Linked DNA regions of Homo sapiens: region 2 is linked to region 1. The links are chromatin contacts, found by Hi-C in ENCODE. All regions are on one chromosome and are shown on one strand. Each heading gives the region's core, a stretch centred on a gene start or an enhancer-like site at or near the end of the contact. The rest is flanking DNA. Distances are from core to core; before and after follow the strand shown. Region 1 holds the start of RRBP1 (ribosome binding protein 1). Region 2 holds the start of JAG1 (jagged canonical Notch ligand 1).

What was found. A loop is a pair of places that touch in the nucleus more often than their neighbours do. Pooled maps may share reads with other maps.
Region 2: a loop to region 1 is called in a pooled map, with 15 times the contacts of the local background. The contact joins the promoter of JAG1 here to the promoter of RRBP1 in region 1. A Hi-C loop is called at or near these places in 2 of 37 single-sample maps with no recorded cell type and 7 of 50 pooled maps.

What each region holds. Positions count from the first base shown.
Region 1 is chr20:17,678,850-17,684,154 of GRCh38, forward strand. RRBP1 (ribosome binding protein 1) reads right to left here and starts at 3,393. Exons shown (of 25, transcript NM_001365613.2): 1 at 3,179-3,393; 2 at 1,150-1,226. RefSeq lists enhancers at 687-1,886, 2,078-2,750, 4,004-4,063 and silencers at 2,324-2,633, 2,664-2,713, 2,744-3,073, 3,304-3,723.
Region 2 is chr20:10,672,254-10,677,330 of GRCh38, forward strand. JAG1 (jagged canonical Notch ligand 1) reads right to left here and starts at 1,746. Exons shown (of 26, transcript NM_000214.3): 1 at 1,197-1,746; 2 at 448-753. The coding sequence starts at 1,277. RefSeq lists a silencer at 1,969-2,368.

The DNA.
Region 1 (5,305 bases), core at 2,143-4,642:
GGTGTTTGAAGGCCCACCACACAGGAGACCCTCGGTGAAAAAAATGAAATGAAAAATACCTTCAGCACTGCCAGATTTTCAAAATGCCTCCCCACCTTCCTGCCACTGAAGCTCTTAATTTTGATCTTCACGTTCTGTGTCCTCCCTTGGGTAATTATTGCCCCAGGAAGGTGGAGGTATATAGCCAGGAGGGAACATTTGGAAGGCCGGGCCCACATCGCCTAGCAACTGGGCAACAGGAACTGGCCTGACAACCTTCTGACCAGCTGGACCTCCACATTCTCATCCACTGAATGGGTGACAACCATTCCCACCCCCTAGAACAGGGTTATTTTAAGGCCTAAATGTAAACCACAGTTGTGGAATCTGATTCTAAAAAGTGAACCTTAAAAACCAAGTTGGGCTAAGCTTCATTTATCCAATGAGACAGCTGGGAATAGTTTAACAGGTATGGGGGCGCTGTCCGCCTGGTATAACCAATATTTATGATGTTATAGGCCAGGCCTTAACCACTGCAGGCCCAGCATGCACAGACGGACAGCACAGTCCCTGCCTTCATCATTCTGACTTGACCATTATTTTTGTTTCTCCTGAAACAAGATTTTAGCAAAGAAAAACTTGCTGTCTCAACAGAACTGTTGATCCTCTATGTGTCATTCATCTATTAGTTAAAATTCCCAGGGCTAAAAAGACAAGAAGAGTCTGGGGTCCCGACACTTTTAAAAGGTGTCCCTGCTACATAATAAATCAATACTCCAATTCAATCACTGGCATTCAACCATTTAAACTGAGTTTGCTGCTATGTAATTATTGCAGCCTGTTGAGTTAGGGCTCATTTCATTAAAGAGCATAATTGCTCAAATGTGACTTGATTTAAGATTTATTTAAAACTCTTCCATCACCAAAAAATACTCATATACCATGAACCACTGTAACTTCTTAATCTCTCTGTAAATGTTCAGAGGCAGATTCCTAAGTATGAAAGGTGAGAGTTGTTATAGTGCCTAGAGCTCTAAACCCTCTCCTAAACCCCAAGATCCCTTTCTGGTTTCCCCTCCCCCAACCTTAGCCTCCTCCAGGCCTCCACTGGCCCAAGATCCCTGCAAGCCGGCTTTGCGGTGCTCCATGTAAAAGGAAAACTTCACCTACTAGGAGGTCTGCCCCGGCCTTTGCTTCAACAGAGAGGGAAATGGCACCTCCAGGACCTCAGAACCGGAAGCTTCTTTCTGGAAGGGAAAGAGGTTGGCATATGATAGTGGGAGTGACCTTTGGCAAGTTCGTAAACGAGTCAAGACATCACACAGTAAGTGACATGCTGCAGGGTCACAGATTTCTCTAGGTGTCGGATTAACAGGAAGTTAAATCAAACAAGGAGTGTGAGGAGGGAGGCGGGGCAGTGGGAGAATGCCCCCCAGCTGCACAGGGCGGGGTAACATTCGCAGTTGTTCTTCCTGGGAGTGCCAGACAGACGTCCTGGGTCTCTGGGGACACCCAGTTCTGAAGAGGTATCTAATGTGAGATATGAGGCCCTACCAGGCCCATTTCTCCAAATTCCTGAAAATGCCATCCAGATGGCCCCTACCCTGAAGGTTCCAGCACGCAGAGTGAATAGCTGAGCAGTGACGTGGGAGGCTCCTCAGGTCCCTCAGAGTTTCATTTCCTTGGTGCTTCCCAGTCTCTCCTAACCTCTGACCTCTCAGAGTAATTGCCAAATTGCCTTCTGTTTGTACAAGGTCCCAGCACTTCCCGGCGTGGTTCCCGACCCTGTGAGTGGGTGGTGCTGTCTTCAGGCCACAGATAAGAAACTAGGATTCAGAGGGGCTATGGGACCTGCGAGTAGGCGGCCAGTACGTGGTCCGGGGTGTAGAACCCCGGCTGTGCAACTTCTGCAGCCCCGCGCCCGCCGCAGTGCCGGAGCCAGGCCCCACCTTCCTCCCGTGTCCAGCACCCCCCAACAAAAGCATCCCAACTGAACAGCCAACACTTGTGGCTCCTTCCTACAAGTGCTGGGTCTCCACAGCTTTCCTCGCAAATCGAAGCTAACAGGAGCCCCGATTTGCAGACCAGGAAATGGAGACCCCGAACGAAACAACTTGGTCGGGGTCACCCTCGCCAGCCGGGGCACTCTAGAGCTAAAACTCGCGACTTATCATTCGGAGAGGGGTCCCTGAAGCACTGCGGGCGCCCCACTGGAAGCGCAGACCCCGGCCTGCCTCCCCTAATCAGGGCGCAGCGGGAGAGCCGGCCGGGCCGGGGCGGGCACCAGGCCGGGTGCCAGCGCGCTTGGCCGGCCCGGAGGTGTCCGCTTCCGCCCGGGGCTGGCACCGCCGGCCCATTCATCGTGGCCGCGGGCGGGGCGGGCCGGGCCCCGGGCGCCCTCGTCCCCCCGCCGGGAGCCCTCGAGCCAGGCTCCGCGCAGCCCAGCCGGGGAAACGGTGGCCCCGGCCCCGCCGCCAGGGGGAGCAGGGAGCCGCCTCCCGCACTCCGGGAAGTTGCCACCGCGGCCGCCCGGCGTCCGTGCCATGGACAGACCCGGTCCCTGCGCCGCGAGCCCTGCGGCCCCGGCCCGCCCCGTCGGGGGCCGTCCCAGCCCCGCGAAGCGCCAGCGGGCCGCGGCCCGGGACCGGCGCGCTCGGCCCGTGGGCCCCCATTCAATCCCGCCCTCCTCCCCTCGGCCGGCCTCCGCCGCCTTCCGCCCGCACCCCACCCCTCCGGCCCGGACTCCAGCCCGGCAACGTCATCCGGCGGCTTCCCGAAACTTAACCCCTTCCTCCGCCAGCTGTGCGCCGCCCCGCCCCGCCCCGCCGCCAACTTTCTTCGCCCAACTTCGGAGCGCGCTGGCCGGCCCGACGGCCCTGCCGGGAGGGAGGGAGGCAGGGAGCGGTCGCCACGTCGCGCCCGTCTGCCGCCGCAGCTCCCCGGACGGCGAGGGCCGCGGGGTCCACACCACGGGGCGCGCCCTGCCTACGCCCCGGTACGGCGCTTGCCCGGCACCCCCGCCCCGAGTCCGACCCCGACCCCGATGGTGCACGGCCGCGGCGGCAGGCGGCGGGCGGCGGGCGGGCCGGGGGAGGGGCCGCCGAGGAGACGTGTCACTCGCGGCGCAGCGCGGCCGGCCCCGGCCCCCCGACGGCCCGGCCCGCGCGCGGCCGCTGCAGGGCCCGGCCAAGTTTCTTACCTGCAGCCAGAGACGCGAGAGGGAAAGCGAGAGGGCAGGAGCCGCCGCCTTCGCAGCCGCCGCGGAGCCGGGAGAGAGGAGCCGGCCAAGCCTCCGCCAAGAAACCGCCCCCGAGCAGCTGTAGACGCTGCGACCCTGACGCCGCCCGCCCCGTCTGCCGTCCGCTCCGGCCGCTCGCTGGCTGCGTGCGCGCGTGTGGAGTCGTGGCACTTTCTGCCTCAGAGCTGGCGAACGGCCCCCTCCGCCGGGATCGCCGCCTCCTGCCTTCCCCACCCGGGCCAGCCATTCATCGAGCCGCCTCTTCCCATTGGTCCGCACCCCGCCACTCTGCCGGTCGCTGGCCAGTCAGGACGCGGGTGGCCGAGCCGCGGCGGCGGCCATTGGGCAGAGAGGAGGGTCTCCACCTCGGCCAATGGGAGAGGGGAGGAGCTGCGGGGAGGTGAAGGGGGCAGGGCTGGGGAGAGGCGGGGCCGAGCGGCGCGGCGCTCGGCCGTGCGCGGGGCGGGGCGGAGCAGGAACGCCCCGCCCACCGAGGGGGGGGTCTCCGGCCAGCTCCGCCCACTCTGGGCCCGCGGCGCTCCCAGCAGTCTCTGACTAGGATCCGGCTCTGCCTAGGCGGGAAGCAGAAGGTTCGGGTCCCGGCGACCCCGGGCCTGCGCCTCTGGATACCGCTGGGCTGACATGGCGGTGGCTGAACAGGGTTGCGCAACCGCGAACAGCCAAGGAAGCTGCTTTATTTAAACCCAACTAACTTCCCCCGAAGCAGCGCCCCCTCGGGCCGCCGGGTATGAGGACAAGCTCTGCTGGGGGTCAGCCCAGGGAGAGCAAGTTCTTATCATCAAAGAGATTGCAATCAGCACCAGAAGGAATTTCCTTCAGTAAATGGAGGAATTGGGGTGGAAGAGCCAGAAGGTGCACGAGGAATTGAAGCGGATGTCATCGCCCTCGTTGTTAGGGAGGGTACAACTGAGGCACGGTCTATTTAAGATACTCAACCAAATCACAGCCGGCAGAGCAATAATTACAATCCACTCTGTGGCGTTTTATTCCATGCGTTGGGGAAGGTGAGAGGTTCTAACCTAAGAAAACTCATCCGTGTCCCACAAAACGGAGCAACTGGTACTTCCTCATTCCCTGACTTTCTCCCCAATATCAGCCAACACTCAGTCTTCATAATTAGTCAAGTCTTTAAATTAAAATAATTTTAGGCTTGATTTTTAACCATTATGTCAGCGTCTCTTAAAGCCAACCCTTTGAACTTGAGCCAAAGCCAGCTTCTTTGGAATTTTGGATTCTGAGCGACCAAAGGCTGCCTAGACTGCCCCCCATCACTTCCCTAGCTCCTGTTGCTGCAGAATCCCGTGCCTAACATCTATTTCTTGGACAATTTTCAATCTTCCCTGTCCCCATTTGTCACTAGTACTGTACTAGCTGTTGTTAGAAAGATGTGAAAAATACAAGCCTTCATGGGGAATAAAGAGCGATTGGGTTGAAATTAAACTGTTCATTCCTATTTTTAATCTTGGCGGTTCCTTAGCCCATTAATGATTAATCAGCAGGAATTAACCTGGATTAACTCTGGAACACTCAGTCATTTTCCAGCAGTGAGACCCGGCTTCAAATGAAAGTCAAGAATCCCAGCTTCTGGCTGGCAATTGCTACCAATGAGTCCTACTTGACCAGGGCTGGGCCATCTAACCTTTCTGAACATGGGTATACTCCTTTAGGACAATCACTCCTTCCTCTGGGTTTCAGGGAGGAAATTCATTCGTTCATTCATTCATTCATTCATTCACCGGTGTTTGTGGAGTGCCCGGTATACAGTGCTAAGCTGGGCAAGCAGCCTAGAATGACACATAGGTCCAGTGAAGACCCAGCTGCCCTCAAGGGCCTGTCCAGGGACAGGGACCTCCTTTATCCTGTTCACTGTTTATCTTTTTCCGGAAGCAGATCCTGGCAGTAGGGTTTGTTCAATCATTCATTTGGGGGATAATCATAAGAAACATTGGTGGAGAAGTGGGATGAGCAGGAGCCAATAAGGGGACCAACATCAAGCCTGTGACTGGTGTGGGCACACAGGGCTCGGCGTCTCTGGGGATGCTGTGAAACTGTAGAACACACCCCAGA
Region 2 (5,077 bases), core at 496-2,995, 7.0 Mb before region 1:
TTCACGGGAAAGGGGAGGTTGCCAATTTGGACGGCGTTCGCAGGCCAGAACTGCGCCGAGTCGCCTTCCACGGCGCACCAGGTTTAATTAGTTAAGCAAAGAGATCAGCTACAACGATCTCTTGGCTTGGGGCCGGGAGAGTTACTCTGGGAACTTCAAGTTGCAAGTTTACACCGGCCTTCCTAGGAGCCTGGTCCCATAAACCCTCTGGGATCCCCACTTTTGTGCACTAAGCAAATAGCAGCAGGAATGGGACCCACCTCGACTACCCCAGCCGAGATCTAACTATAGTGTCCCGGCTCCCTCACCCGCCACCCCTAGAGATTTCCCCAGTTAGCGCCTAGTTTCAAGCCAAAGCCCTTTAAATCCCTCTCGCAAGGGATAACAGGGCTCGGCCAGGCGCGGGTGTGAGGCTCCGCCCGGCCTCCTTCCCGAGTAGTCACTCACCGGCCAGGCGAAACTGAAAGGCAGCACGATGCGGTTGCGGTCGTTGCCGCGGCTGGCCTTGAGGTTGAAGGTGTTGCCCCCGATGACAGGCGTGGACCCTGAGCCGAAGCTGCAGGGCCCCCCGGCCGTGACGCGGGACTGATACTCCTTGAGGCACACTTTGAAGTATGTGTCACACTCGTCGCGGGTGCACTTGCGGTCTCCCGGGTTCCGGGCGCCGCCGCAGCAGTTCCCGTTCTGCAGCTCCCCGTTCACGTTCTGCATGGACAGGATCTCCAACTCGAACTGACCCGAGGCCCCACACACCTGCCGGCGAGGGAAGGAGGTAGGTCAGCGCGGGAGAAAGCTGTTTTCTTCGAGTATAGAGGTGGCGACTCCCTCCCACTCCCCGCCCCGACGAGCCCTCCTCGCCGAGTGAAAATAATTTTGCGAAACTACGTTCAAGGACTCAACATGATTCCGGGGCAAAAAAAAAAAAAAATGCACGAGTGCGGAAGAAATCCGACGACTTCCCGGGGGGCAACAGCGGAGCGAACGCGCCCCTGTCCGGCCTGGAGGGGTCACCCTCAGGAGGCAGGGGCTCCCGTGGGGGAGTTGGCGCGCTCAGCCCAGGTGCAGCCGCTCGGGCGCAGGGGCGAGGAGTCGGGCGCTCGAGGGCTGCCGAGCCTGCTCGCGGGGCTCAACCGCCCAGGGCGCCGCGAGGGGAGGGAGAGGACGGCTGGGAGGGAGGCCCGGAGAAGGGCTCCTACCTTGGCTCGCAGGGCACAGAGCAGGGCGAGCAGGAGGCTTAGGGGGCGCCCGGACCGGCCGCGCGTCCGTGGGGAACGCATCGCTGCGCCGCGCGCCGCGGGCACTCGGGACGCCGCCGCTGCTGTTCGCGCTGGTGCTGCCGCCGGTGCTGCCGTCGCCGCTGCCCCTGCGGCCGCCGCGTCCCGGCTCTAATATACTCCGCCGATTGGAGCATGCACGACTGGAAAACAACACCACTTTTCAAAAGCCCTTTCAAGAGCGGCCCGTTCCAGAAGGCAAAGAGCCCGGCCTCCTTTTATTATTCTGATCGCTTCTTTGAGACGCTCCCCCTCCTCTTCCACCTCCCGGCTTTCTTTCCTTCTCTCGCGCTCCCCTTCTTTTATTATTATGATTATGCGCAGCCTTTTATTCCCTTTTAGATCAGCTGCATGGAAAAAGGGGGGAGGGAGGGGAGAAAAAAAAAAACCAGCCTAGCTCGCGGGCCGGCCGCAGGTAACACAATGACGCGTGCCCGCCCGGCTCTCGGAGAAGGACCCGGAGAGCCCGTCTGGCAGCAGCGGCCGGGGCTGGCCACCTCTACCCAGCACGCCGGGCAGGGCGCATGCGCGCTTATTAATATTCATGAGAGGGCGTGCTCACCCTGGGCACGCCCCTCCCCTTCACGTTGCTGGGGAGGGGGTAGTGCGAGGAGGAACTTGGAAGGGGTTGGGGGCAGCGGGATGCTCAGGGCGGCGTAGAAGAACCAGGGCCCCACACCAACCCCCGCCCTCGGGAGCTTCGGGCCAGGAGGGAAGGGAGAGTGCGGGGAGGTACTTGGAAGGGATCGTTGCTCAGGGACGCCTGGAGGCCCCCAGCGGGGACCGCCCCCTCGGGCGCCCCGGGCCGTGCGCCTTTGCCCGCGCGTCGGGGCCCCAGGTGTAGGCGCCGCGGCGCTGACTGAGCGGTCGGAGCGGGGCAGCTTCCGCCTTCCGAACCGCCTGCGTCAGCTGCGGCTTTCGCCCCGGGAGGAGGGCCTGCCTGCCCGCCGGGAGTTCGGCCCGCTTCCCGCGAGCGAGCCGCCCAGAGCGCTCTGCTGGCGGCAGAGGCGGCGGCGAGGCTGGCGCGCTTGCCGCCGTCTGCTCGCCCCGCGGAGGCGACCTGGGCAGACGCTGCTGGGAACTTTGAAAAACTTTCCTGGAGCCAGGCTTGCCGCAGATTCGAGGGGAAGCCTCGGCCGCGTCCCACCCCCTCCCAAATCCGAGTCTGCGGAGCCTGGGAGGGCTCCCAGCTTCCTATCCAAACCGCGCCGGGGCAGAGGCGCGGGGAAACCGGGGGTAGAAGGCGGCGGGCACGCCGGGGCCCTGTTCAGGCTTTGGGAAGGGCCGGCGGAGATGCTGGTGGGCTTGGACGCCCTCCCCGGCCCGACGCCCCGGCCGCAGTGCCGGGATTGCACCTGTAGGCGGCCTCCGAGCAGCTCTCTGGGTGGCAAGAGATGGGCCTGGGAGGGACCGTGTCCCCAGCACCGCCAGCCGCGGAACTTGCCTTCTCTGGGGTGGCAGTGGAAACCGATACTGTTTTCCACCTTGAGGCAAGCCTCGCAATTAACAGCTACACTCCTGGTCATAATCAAGGTCGAAGAAAGCCCGTGGGCTGGCCGTAGCCTCTGCTAACCCCTCTCCCACGGGCTTGCTGTTGCATTTGAGGGGACCTTTATATGGAAACATCGACTTCCTTTGAAGGGTGGACAAAGTTTTGGCCCTAATAGTAGGTATGTCCTGCAGAAAAGCGTGACTATTCAGCGGCCGGTTTGGGGCTTGAGTTCTCCTGGGTGTGGGGCGTGATGGGCTGGCAATAGGTCAAGGGAAAATAGTTTCCAACATGCTGAGTTATGAGCATAAAAGGGTGGGTATTTGTGGTTATCTACTTATTGCATTTGATGGGAGGCTCAGTATGAACAATATTTTCAGTGCCAAATCTCATCATTCTGAGGAATAAACTAGGGCAGCTAACTGACCTCTTTACATAGGTTCAAAGCTACCAAGGATGGTTAGGAGTCTTGGCATTTTAACAGCCTAAGAAATGCTCCTAAGAAAAGTGCTTACTTAGTGGTAATGTGTCCCATCTTGAGCACTGGCGGGAGAATCCATGTTTTGGAAGGGAGGTTTCTAAGAACAGAGCAAGTTTACAGCTGGTCATGTTAGCAGCTGGGGTAGGCAGCGACAACCTGGGTGTTTCAATGTGCCCCAGCCTCCCTTTCCCCAATTATCCTAAATCAAGGCAACCAGTTGTCAACTGTAATCCCATCTACACTTTTCTCACTGAGGTTTCCATCAACACCAGTCTCCCCACTTATCTGTCCCGTTCTAATTTCTACTCCCAAGTATCCCTGAGTTTGGGTGCTAAATAACGGTTTAAAAGTAAAATGGGCCGCGAGCTGTGGGTCACGCCTGCAATCCCAGCACTCTGGGAGGCCGAGGCGGGTGGATCACGAGGTCAAGAGATTGAGACCATCCTGGTCAACATGGTGAAACCCGGTCTCTACTACAAATACAAAAATTAGCTGGGCGTGGTGGCACATACCTGTAGTCCCAGCTACTCGGGAGGCTGAGAGAGGAGAATAGCTTCAACCTGGGAGGCGGAGGTTGCAGTGAGCTGAGATCATGCCACTGCACTCCAGCCTGGCGACAGAGCGAGACTCCATCTCAAAAAAAAAAAAAAAAAAAAAAAAGGCAAAATGGTGCTGAAAAAGGCTGGTGTGATCTTAAAGAGCACACTCCTTGGAGTTCCCTATGTCGGACCCTGTTTTAATTCTGTGCCTTGTGCCCCCCACAGCTCTCAGGAAAGAGGCTGCGGAGCCAGACCTTTAGTTAAAGTGTTTAGATCTCCACCTGGCTTCACCTAGAAGGGCTACCTGAGATTGCAGGTGCCACCAGTTGCAATCTGGGCCACATGCAAGCTGGTGTCACCTCCAGTCCACCAGTGAATTTAGCCCATTTGACTGATAGGAAAGAAAATATAAACTCTGAGAGGTGAAAACTACCTGATTACACCTAACAAGAATGTCAAATCACTGATAAACACAAAATTTTTATGTCACATAGCACAGAGTCCCACACCCTTCCTGAGCCTGGGAACCCACTTTTAGAGAAGGCAGTTGTGGGCTAGAGGGAATTCTTTTGAAAATTTTCAGTTGGGGCTCTTCCAAATAATTGGGACTCCCCCAAAAAGCCAGTCACGTTTACCACAACAGACACTGAGTGGAAGCTCTATCCTCTGCTTCCTTGAAGCCGGTTGTCAGGCCCCCTCCTTAGAGAATGAGGAACTGCTGCCGAGAGAACTGAAATACAGAGATTCCCCCTTGGCAGGGCTTGTCCTGCTTTGGGGTATAGCCTCCAAGTGTAAATGAATATTCCAGAACAACCTTCCTGTGGAAAATGCCATCTTTAGCTGTCATACCTACACCTGAGAGAAGGGGAGAGGCTTGTAGTCAGTTACTATCTGACCTGTCTCGTGTGCTCAAACATCATCCTTGGATATCTTTTCCTTTAATTCTAAAAAGATGATGGATGCCTCATTTTTTCTTTTCCCAGAAAACTTGCCCCACTTTTATCTAGTCAACAACATATAGCAGTTCTGAACCTGCAAAAGCTTTATAAGAGACATTCAAGCTATATTAGCTGTATTTAAGTACATCTAATCAACTGTAATCCTTGGTTAATCAACACTGTGGTTAAAATAAGCTAATCAATATTTATTGAGAACTGCTATTATAAGCAGTAACATCGATGATCTAAAAAATATTATGTTAAGTGAAATAAGCCAGACACAAAAGACTACATCCTGTATGAATTTATTTATACGGAGTTCCAGAACAGGAAAAACTGGTGAAAAAAGATCACAA